Linked DNA regions of Homo sapiens: region 1 is linked to region 2. Evidence: read pairs that join two places in POLR2A ChIA-PET (ENCODE). Cell type or tissue: K562. All regions are shown on one strand.

Region 1 (5,000 bases), 110 kb before region 2:
TCTCTCAGCCCCTCGTCTGTTCCCTGACTTATGCAATGGTCTGGAATGCCCTGCCACCTCTCTTTGCAAACATGCAGTCATGTCTCAGTCATGTTTTGGCTCAGACTGTACCTCAGAATCCTTCTTAACACAAAGCCCTAGGCAACACTCAATCCAAGGAAAACTGTTTGGTCTCCCCAGGTTAGAGGAGAACTTGGCAATCTTTTTGTTTTTTTAGACTTGGCAATCTTGATTCATATTTGGGGCTTAGACTTAGTGCCAAGATGGGAGGGCTGTGATGGAGCCTATCCCTGGTTCAGCCAGGGTCTTGTGGTATCTGGCATTATGGCCATGGGGAGTCCCCAGCTCCTTATAGGGAGTCACCACACCCAGAAGTGCCAAGAGCTTGGCTGGGAGAGGAAGAACAAGAACAGTGGGTGGCCAGATGGGGCTAAGGGACCCTGCTGGGTGTGACTCCCCTGTAGGCTGGGAGCAGCTCACCCACCTGGTTCTGATGCTCGAGGTGGGCAGGGCAGCCTCACCCATGCATTCCCAGCCCAGCTTTCCACCCTAGCCCCTCCCGCCCCACTCCCTAGGCCACTGCTGCCCAGATGGCTCCAATTATAGGGCTTTGTTTTGTTTCCATTTTCCCAAAATAAGCCTCTTCGTACTGAGCTCATTCTGCTTGGTCAGTGCCGGATGTGGGCCAGCTTGATTTTATGACTGTCCCGGTGTCATTCTTGATGGGCTTTATGTTCCAGCTGGCTGGAGAGGACACAGCTTGGCGCTCCTGCTGTTTGGCGTGGGCGGTGCGGGGCCCGGCCGGGGGAGGCTCTGCTGTGCCCAGCTGCTGGCTCAGCCAGCAGGTGAAGACTGGGAGGGGGGCGGGTGGGACCTCCATGTCTCCATGGGCACCAGCACCCCCTTCACCCCCTTCCTAGGCAGCCCCTTCTCTCTGGGGCTCCATGGACTCCTGAGTAGGAGGGCACCCAGGTTTTGAGCAGTGACTTTGGGCATGACACTGAGGAAGTCCTTCTGCTCCCTGAGCCTGACTCCTCACTAGTAAATGAAGTGTTTGGGGATCTCAGCCATACAGTGTGAGTAAAGTACTTGGCAAAGCACGTGGCACATAGCAGGTGCTCACTAAATGCTGGCTAGTGTGAAACAGAGACTCATCCAGGGATCATGACTTCCAGGCACACTTGGGACAATGTGATCCACACTGTCAGGACTGCCTGCTGTCTCCACTCTCTCACTGGATTATAAACTCCTTGAAGGTACAAATCCTGCCTCGAGTCTACTCATTCATCGGGCAAGCATTTATTGGGCACCTCTTGTGTGCTAGGTGCCATGCTCAGCTATAAGGATTCATGGCACCTGCCCCAAGGGGAGGTTACAGGTAGGGAGAGAGAGGCAGGTCTTGTTTTTGTTTGTTTGTTTGTTTGTTTTGAGACAAAGTCTCACTCTGTTGCCTAGGCTGGAGTGCAGTGGCGTGATCTTGGCTCACTTCAACCTCCGTCCCCTGGATTCAAGCCATTCTCCTGCCTCAGCCTCCTGAGTAGCAGGGATTACAAGCGTGCACCACCAAGCCTGGCTAATTTTTGTATTTCTGTAGAGATGGGATTTCACCATGTAGGCCAGGCTAGTCTCAAACTCCTGACCTCAAGTGATTTGCCTGCCTCGGCCTCCCAAAGTGCTGGGATTAGAGGCGTGAGCCACCGTGCCCAGATGAGACAGGCAGGTCTTTATAGAACAGGACAAAGTAGCCCAGGGAGGCTGTGGGAGCATCAACAAGGCGCTCAAACCTATGGTTCCAAGGATGAGCAGCCATTAGCCAGGGAAGGTGAGGAGAAGGTGCATTCCACACCAGGCAGGATGTTGGCAAAGCTGTGGCCACCTTGTGGTGAAGCCTGTAGTTCAGGCTGGCAGGAGCATGGAGAGGGAGGAGGTGGTGAGAAGTAAGTTTGGGGCATGTGGTCCAGTAAGCGGGTGGGATGAGCAGGGGTGCATGGGAGCTAGACAGGCGAGGAGAGCAGAGGGAACAGAATTCTAGACAGAGAGAACAGCATATTGGGCGGCCTGGAGGTGAGGGAAGCCAAGTACTCCCAAGCAGTGTCACCACCAGCTAACAGTCAAGGATGACATCTTGGCTCGGCTTTCCTGATAGGAACACAGCTGTCTCAATCACCCAGAAGCCTCATTGGCCCCTGGAGCTTGTGAGGGTCTGGGCTAGGGCTGCAGATTTTAATTCTCGTCGCTGTTTAAAAGATCTTGGGGGCCGGGCGCAGTGGCTCACACCTGTAATCCCAGCACTTTGGGAGGCCGAGGCAGGGGGATCACCTGAGCTCAGGAGTTCGAGACCACCCTGGGCAACATGGTGAAACCTCGTTTCTACTAAAATACAAAAAATTAGCCGGGCATGGTGGCATGCACCTGTAATCCCAGCTACACGGGAGGCTGAGGCATGAGAATCGCTCGAACGTAGGAGGCAGAGGTTGCAGTGAGCCGAGATCATGCCACTTCACTCCAGCTTGGGCTAGAGTGAGACTCCAACTCAAGAAAAAAAAAAAAAAAGATCTTGGGGCCACTCCTTTCCCAACCTTTTTGTTGCCTTTGGAAGAAACTTTTTCATCACAAAGGAGGGATTAAGCTGCTTTCTTTTATTTATGTATTTATTTATTTTTTGAGATGGAGTCTTGCTCTGTCGCCCAGGCTGGAGTGCAGTGGTGCGATCTCGGTTCACTGCAGCCTCTGCCTCCCGGGTTCCAGTGGTTCTCCTGCCTCAGACTCCTGGGTAGCTGGGATTACAGGCACACGCCACCACACCTGGCTAATTTTTGTATTTTTAGTAGAGACGGGGTTTTGCCATGTTGGCCAGGCTGGTCTCGAACTCTTGACCGAAGGTGATCCGCCCGCCTCAGCCTCCCAAAGTGCTGGGATTACAGGTGTGAACTACTGCACCTGGCCTTTTTTTTTTTTTTTTTTTTTTTTGAGACAGTCTTGCTGTCATCCAGGCTGCAGTGCAATGGCCCGATCTCGGCTCACTGCAACCTCTGCCTCCGGTTCAAGCGATTCTCCTGCCTCAGCCTCCCAAGTAGCTGGGATTACAGGCGCCCAACACAACGCTTGGTTAATTTTTTTTTTTTTTAATAGAGAAAGGGTTTCACCATGTTGGCTAGGCTGGTCTCGAACTCATGACCTCAAGTGATCCGCCGGCCTCGGCCTCCCAAAGTGCTGGGATTACAGGCGTAAGGACCGCACCCGGCCTCTAATTAACTCTTGTAACAAAAAGTCCCTGCCATGTCTCTGTGATATTGCTGCATCTTCTCTCACCTCCTGGTTTGGCAAGGACAGAAAAGCCGGGATGTTTCCTATCGCGTGAGGCCGCTCGTTTGCATGAACTCCCAGTGACTGCCTTTTTCCGATCACGCTTCTAGCTGCCAGCTACCTTTCAAGTGGCTCCAAGCTCCCCTCCCGAGAGGTGTCTGGCTGCTAGATGTTTACCAAGGAGTCTGCGCCGGTGACCCGCAGCAGCCCGCGCACAGCATCCTTTAGCGAATACACATCTGGGCCAGCCCCCCACCTCGTTCCAAGGCCCGAAGCCTCTGCTCCAAACAGGCGCAGACACCAGGCCGCCCCCAGATCCGGACCCTGTTTGCTCCGCACGCTTTCTTTTAAGGGGTTGGGAGTTACGGTGCCAAGCTGTGCTGCACCAGAACTTTGAAAAACATCTTAAAACAGAACATAGCAAGGCGGGTGCTTTTTAAAAAAAAAATCGTAGAAATGTGTTTTCTCCAGTTTTTAAATTAGAACAAGCTTCATGAGAGAATACTGGGAAAATGTAGAAACACGGAAAATGGAAGAAAAGTCACTGCAAGTCCTGAGGACAAACACGCTTACCAGTTTGATGTCTTTCTTTTTTTGCCTACTCTTTAGGGATTTTAAAATATAAATCTGATGATTCCACATATACCAACTTGTGTCTTTTTCTTCATTCAACATTTTGACTTAAGCGCTCCCTGTGTATTACAAACCCTTTGTCAGCTGTTGCACTGAATGGCTCCAATCACCATGAGAATTTATGTCCTACAATTTACTTAACTAGTCCCTTATGGTTCCCATTTTTCCCTACTATAAAGAACGCCTCGATGAATGTTTTCATGCATTAGGACCCTTCCCTTATTTGAATTCCCAGAAGTAGGATTCCTTTGCCAAAGGCCAGGAATATTCTTGTGGGTCTTCAACCATGTTGCCAAGCTGCCTTCCCACGGGGCTGACATGTACTTTTCCCCAAACCTTCTTTTATTGTGGTGAAATATGTATAACATGACATTTACCATCTTACCCATTTGCACAGCTCACATTGTTGTGCAACCTTCACCACCATCCATCTCCAGAACTCTTTCATCTTCCCAAACTGAAACTCTGTCCCCATGAAACAGTCACTCTCCATTGCCCCTCCCCCAGCCCCTGGCAACCAGCATTCTACCTTCTGTCTCTGTGGACTTGACTATCCCAGGGTGCCTCTCATATCAGCGGAACCCTACAGTATTTGTTCTTTTTTGGCTGGCTTCTTTCCCTTAGCATAATGTCCTCAGGGTTCGTCTATACTGTGGCTGTGTGAGAATCTCCTTTTTCAGGGCTGAGTAATATTCTACTGGATGGATGGACCACATTTGCTCTTGCTCATCATTCACCCCTCGGTGGACACTTAGGCTGCCTTGCCTTTGGCTATTGTGGAAATGCTGTTATGGGTCAGGTGCCGTGGCTCACGCCTGTATTCCCAGCACTTTGGGAGACAGAGGAGGGCAGATCACCTGAGGTCAGGAGTTCGAGACCAGTCTGGCCAACATGGTGAAACCCCGTAACTACAAAAAAATACAAAAAATTAGCTGGGTGTGGTGGCAGGAACCTGTAATCTCAGCTACTTGGGAGGCTGAAGCAGGAGAATCGCTTGAACCTGGGAGGTGGAGGTTGCAGTGAGCTGAGATCGCACCATTGCACTCCAGCCTGGGCGGTGG
Region 2 (5,000 bases):
GGGGCACAGAGCCGGCCTAGAGGGGTGAGGGTGCCGCCAACTCCCTCCCATCCACTAAGCCAGCGCTGGGTAAGCACCATTGTGCCAGGCCCCACCCCAGGCACTGGGGTCAGCAGTGGCTAGGTCGGACATGCCACTGTCACGGGAATTCCGCACTGGTGGGGAAACTGACAAGATAGGCAGCCGGGACCCTGAAAGATAAATACCCACAGGGGCACATGTGTTGGCAGAGGAGGTCCTCAACGCCGACAGGAGGTCAGGCAGCCTTCCAGAAATGAATAGAAGGTAACCAAGTGAGGAGGAGTAGGGACAAGCATCCTGGCAGAGGGAACAGCATGTGCAAAGGCCCAGAGGCCAGGTATAGGAAAATGCGAACACAGATCCTGTCTGTCTGGCTCTGGCTGGAGTCTGGGTAAGGGTGCTGTCACCCCCACCTCCTCCCGCCTCCTGCAGTCTTCCCACCAGCTCAGAGCCCCAACGTTTGAAAAGCATCACAGCTCCACTTAAAGGGAACAGAGAAAACCAAACATGAAAACTGTCGGTCCTCAGTGGCTTGCCCAACACAGGCCTGCAGGAAGAAGGAAGTAGCCCAGGGCTGATTGCACGCACTTGGTGGTTGTCCCTTTCTGTCCCCAACTGCATGAGCTCAGCTGTCATTTATCATTTCTCCCTGGGGAGTCGCTTCCTACGCCCCTCAGCTTCTCCCACCATTTTCCCCCCAACTTCAGGGCTCAAGAGGATCCACGCCCTGACCACACAGGCTGCCTACGAGCTGCACGTGGACCTGGAGGACTTTGAGAATGGCACGGCCTATGCCCGCTACGGGAGCTTCGGCGTGGGCTTGTTCTCCGTGGACCCTGAGGAAGACGGGTACCCGCTCACCGTGGCTGACTATTCCGGCACTGCAGGTGAGGCTCCAGCTGTGGCAGGGATGGGGAAGGGGGGCGGCCTGGGAGGATGGAGGACGGAGGAGGTCCTGCCCTCCAAAATGATCAAGGCTAATGTATTTTTCCCCCTTTGAAAGTAATCAGGTTTTTGAAAAATAACAAATATTGATAAACTACCAACCCCACATCACAATCAGAGGCCTGAAACCAATCTAAATTTTTTTTAAGTAATAAATTTTTCAAATTGGAAGAGTAAACAAGACAGAAAAGGGAAAATTTTCTTCCTTACCAAGGATCCCTCAGTCCTTGTCTTCATCAGTTGATTCAGTTGCATGTCATAAAAGATGAGCTTCTGCGAATCTTCTGTTCGTTTTTTCATAATAGTGTTGATGATGCCCTTCGGCCCTCTGGGGTCAGGGTCAAGGCTGCTTGCCTCCTCCTCCAAGTCCTGCTTGGTCCTCACCCCTGCAAGGCGAAGCCAGCAGAGCCTGGACTGTTTTCCCGTTTTGCAGATAAAGAAACTGAGCCCAGAGCCAGGAATCAGGAGACCCGGGGTTCGGGTCCGCTGGGTCTCTAAAGTGTGGTGGCTGGACCCCCCTGGGCTGGGTTTCCCCTCTCAGGCCGAGGAGCGGGGAGGCAGGAGAGGGAATGTGGAAAAGCTGGGGGGAGGGATAGAGACCGCCTAGACCCAGGGGCAGCCCCAGGCACGCCCGAGAAGGGACTGCGTGCGTGTGAGCTGCATGGACACACCCGGGTGTGGAGGGGCAGGTGCGCTTGCACGCGTGCACAGCAGTATGTGTGAGAGCACGTGCGTACGTGTATGCACTCACGTCCAGGTGCACGTGCAGTGTCTCGGTGTCTGCTCACACATGCAACACCAGTGGGTGTACCCGTGCCCCCCGTGCCCACACCTGTGTGCACCCCTGCGCAGGCGACTCCCTCCTGAAGCACAGCGGCATGAGGTTCACCACCAAGGACCGTGACAGCGACCATTCAGAGAACAACTGTGCCGCCTTCTACCGCGGTGCCTGGTGGTACCGCAACTGCCACACGTCCAACCTCAATGGGCAGTACCTGCGCGGTGCGCACGCCTCCTATGCCGACGGCGTGGAGTGGTCCTCCTGGACCGGCTGGCAGTACTCACTCAAGTTCTCTGAGATGAAGATCCGGCCGGTCCGGGAGGACCGCTAGACTGGTGCACCTTGTCCTTGGCCCTGCTGGTCCCTGTCGCCCCATCCCCGACCCCACCTCACTCTTTCGTGAATGTTCTCCACCCACCTGTGCCTGGCGGACCCACTCTCCAGTAGGGAGGGGCCGGGCCATCCCTGACACGAAGCTCCCTGGGCCGGTGAAGTCACACATCGCCTTCTCGCCGTCCCCACCCCCTCCATTTGGCAGCTCACTGATCTCTTGCCTCTGCTGATGGGGGCTGGCAAACTTGACGACCCCAACTCCTGCCTGCCCCCACTGTGACTCCGGTGCTGTTTGCCGTCCCCTGGCCAGGATGGTGGAGTCTGCCCCAGGCACCCTCTGCCCTGCCCGGCCAAATACCCGGCATTATGGGGACAGAGAGCAGGGGGCAGACAGCACCCCTGGAGTCCTCCTAGCAGATCGTGGGGAACGTCAGGTCTCTCTGAGGTCAGGTCTGAGGCCAGTATCCTCCAGCCCTCCCAATGCCAACCCCCACCCCGTTTCCCTGGTGCCCAGAGAACCCACCTCTCCCCCAAGGGCCTCAGCCTGGCTGTGGGCTGGGTGGCCCCATCCTACCAGGCCCTGAGGTCAGGATGGGGAGCTGCTGCCTTTGGGGACCCACGCTCCAAGGCTGAGACCAGTTCCCTGGAGGCCACCCACCCTGTGCCCCGGCAGGCCTGGGGTCTGCAGTCCTCTTACCTGCTGTGCCCACCTGCTCTCTGTCTCAAATGAGGCCCAACCCATCCCCCACCCAGCTCCCGGCCGTCCTCCTACCTGGGGCAGCTGGGGCTGCCATCCCATTTCTCCTGCCTCTGGAAGGTGGGTGGGGCCCTGCACCGTGGGGCTGGACTGCGCTAATGGGAAGCTCTTGGTTTTCTGGGCTGGGGCCTAGGCAGGGCTGGGATGAGGCTTGTACAACCCCCACCACCAATTTCCCAGGGACTCCAGGGTCCTGAGGCCTCCCAGGAGGGCCTTGGGGGTGATGACCCCTTCCCTGAGGTGGCTGTCTCCATGAGGAGGCCAACCCTTGCCATTGACCGTGGCCACCTGGACCCAGGCCAGGCCCGGCCCGGCGAGTGGTCAAGGGACAGGGACCACCTCACCGGGCAAATGGGGTCGGGGGGACTGGGGCACCAGACCAGGCACCACCTGGACACTTTCTTGTTGAATCCTCCCAACACCCAGCACGCTGTCATCCCCACTCCTTGTGTGCACACATGCAGAGGTGAGACCCGCAGGCTCCCAGGACCAGCAGCCACAAGGGCAGGGCTGGAGCCGGGTCCTCAGCTGTCTGCTCAGCAGCCCTGGACCCGCGTGCGTTACGTCAGGCCCAGATGCAGGGCGGCTTTTCCAAGGCCTCCTGATGGGGGGCCTCCGAAAGGGCTGGAGTCAGCCTTGGGGAGCTGCCTAGCAGCCTCTCCTCGGGCAGGAGGGGAGGTGGCTTCCTCCAAAGGACACCCGATGGCAGGTGCCTAGGGGGTGTGGGGTTCCGTTCTCCCTTCCCCTCCCACTGAAGTTTGTGCTTAAAAAACAATAAATTTGACTTGGCACCACTGGGGGTTGGTGGGAGAGGCCGTGTGACCTGGCTCTCTGTCCCAGTGCCACCAGGTCATCCACATGCGCAGATGTCTGCAGCGCTTCCTTCTGCCGTGGGCCCAGGCTGGACAGGACCTGGTCCCTGCCCTCTCGGTCCTCAGCTGGACGCAGATACAGCCAAGAATCAGGCAGTGGCAGCCTAGTGTGGCCGGGGTGGTGGCTGGAGCAGGCCAGGTGCGGGGCCACAAGGGGCAAGATGTGGGCAAAATGACCACATGAGATTCAACGGGAAATCCCTTCTTGGCTCCTCTTCCCACCATCTAGAAGCCAAGGGAGCCCACCCAGACCATCTGGGTTCCCAGAGCACCCTGTCATATTGCAGGGGCTGGGTGGGACCCGAGTTCTCATCCCAGGAGCCCCCCACCGACAGGCCCCAGGCAGGAGCTACCAGCCTCCCCATGCCAGTGACTGCGCCAGCGACTGCTTAGAAAGTGCCAGCACTTTCTGATGTGTCATCAAACAAACTCCTGGTGAGTGTGAAGTTAATGGACTCACAGATGTGTGGGTGCAGCAGGAGGCACCAGGGCCCTCGTGCCAGGGCTTGGCTGTGGAACAGATGCACCATGGCTGGGGCCTGGCGAGGGGCCGGGGGCAGGTGCAGGTGGCCTGTGAGCCTGTGGTCCAGGTCCAGGTCCCGGCAGCATCTGTCCTCAGTGGCTGGCTGCACTGGGGATGCCTGTCCCTTCTAGAGCCCTGTTACTGCCCTAGAGCACCGGCCCCTGTCCCAGACCAGGAGAGGGCACATGGCCCTACCAAGCACCGGCTGAATGGGCACGGAGCTTGACATGGTGGGGAGGGCCCAGGCCAGCGCACCGGCCCCACCCTCCCCAGGGGCACCTTCAAAGGCTGGCACTGGGGAAAAACGGTCCCTGCGCACCTGCTCCGGGCCACACCCTCTCACCCTAGCCCTGCAGAGCCTACGGTCTGATACCAGTGCAAATGGCTCTCATCTGAGACAGGAGGATGGGGATGCTGGGAGAGCCCTGGGCGAGGGACAGCTCGAGACCTGTGGGCTGAGTGACCAGGCCAAGGGCTAGCATGTGCACAGGGTCGCCTGGGACCCACGGGCCCCAAACCGTCCCCTGGGACCCAGTTTGAGGGTGGATGCCTGCAGCCCTCCATCCCACAATGCCACCTGACTGAGCCTCCTCCTGCTGCTTCACTTGAGGGGAGTAAGCTGAGTGGGAGGGGTCTCTGCATCGCCACACTGGGACCTGGAGGCAGCGCACCTGCGCCGTTGCTTCTCCACGTGCACAGGTAGGTTTTGTGGCTCAGCCAGTGGCCTTCCTCCTTTCCCCTAAACTTCACACATATCTCAGAGAGTTA

Evidence for each region. Peaks named below come from ENCODE experiments on the same cell type or tissue, not always from the same donor. Only the 100,000 strongest peaks of a DNase experiment are listed, where the experiment ranks them.
Region 1: POLR2A ChIA-PET joins it to region 2 with 8 read pairs; 2 of 35 experiments call an interaction of 5 or more read pairs at or near these places.

Annotation. Positions count from the first base shown.
Region 1 is chr9:131,015,690-131,020,689 of GRCh38, reverse strand. All of the region lies in intron 1 of LAMC3 (laminin subunit gamma 3), which reads right to left. Among named protein-coding and RNA genes, the nearest start is that of LAMC3, 9.0 kb to the right of the region's middle. RefSeq lists a silencer at 1,457-1,644 and an enhancer at 3,488-4,059. In K562, no CTCF peak of the experiment used is centred here; DNase peaks (open chromatin) are centred at 424, 812, 1,969 and 3,409; H3K27me3 peaks cover 5,000 bases.
Region 2 is chr9:130,901,142-130,906,141 of GRCh38, reverse strand. It overlaps FIBCD1 (fibrinogen C domain containing 1), which reads left to right. Exons shown (of 7, transcript NM_032843.5): 6 at 729-908; 7 at 1,819-3,702. The coding sequence ends at 2,078. Among named protein-coding and RNA genes, the nearest start is that of QRFP, 6.8 kb to the right of the region's middle. In K562, a CTCF peak has its summit at 864; DNase peaks (open chromatin) are centred at 1,270, 2,277, 2,422, 3,521 and 10 weaker places; H3K27me3 peaks cover 5,000 bases.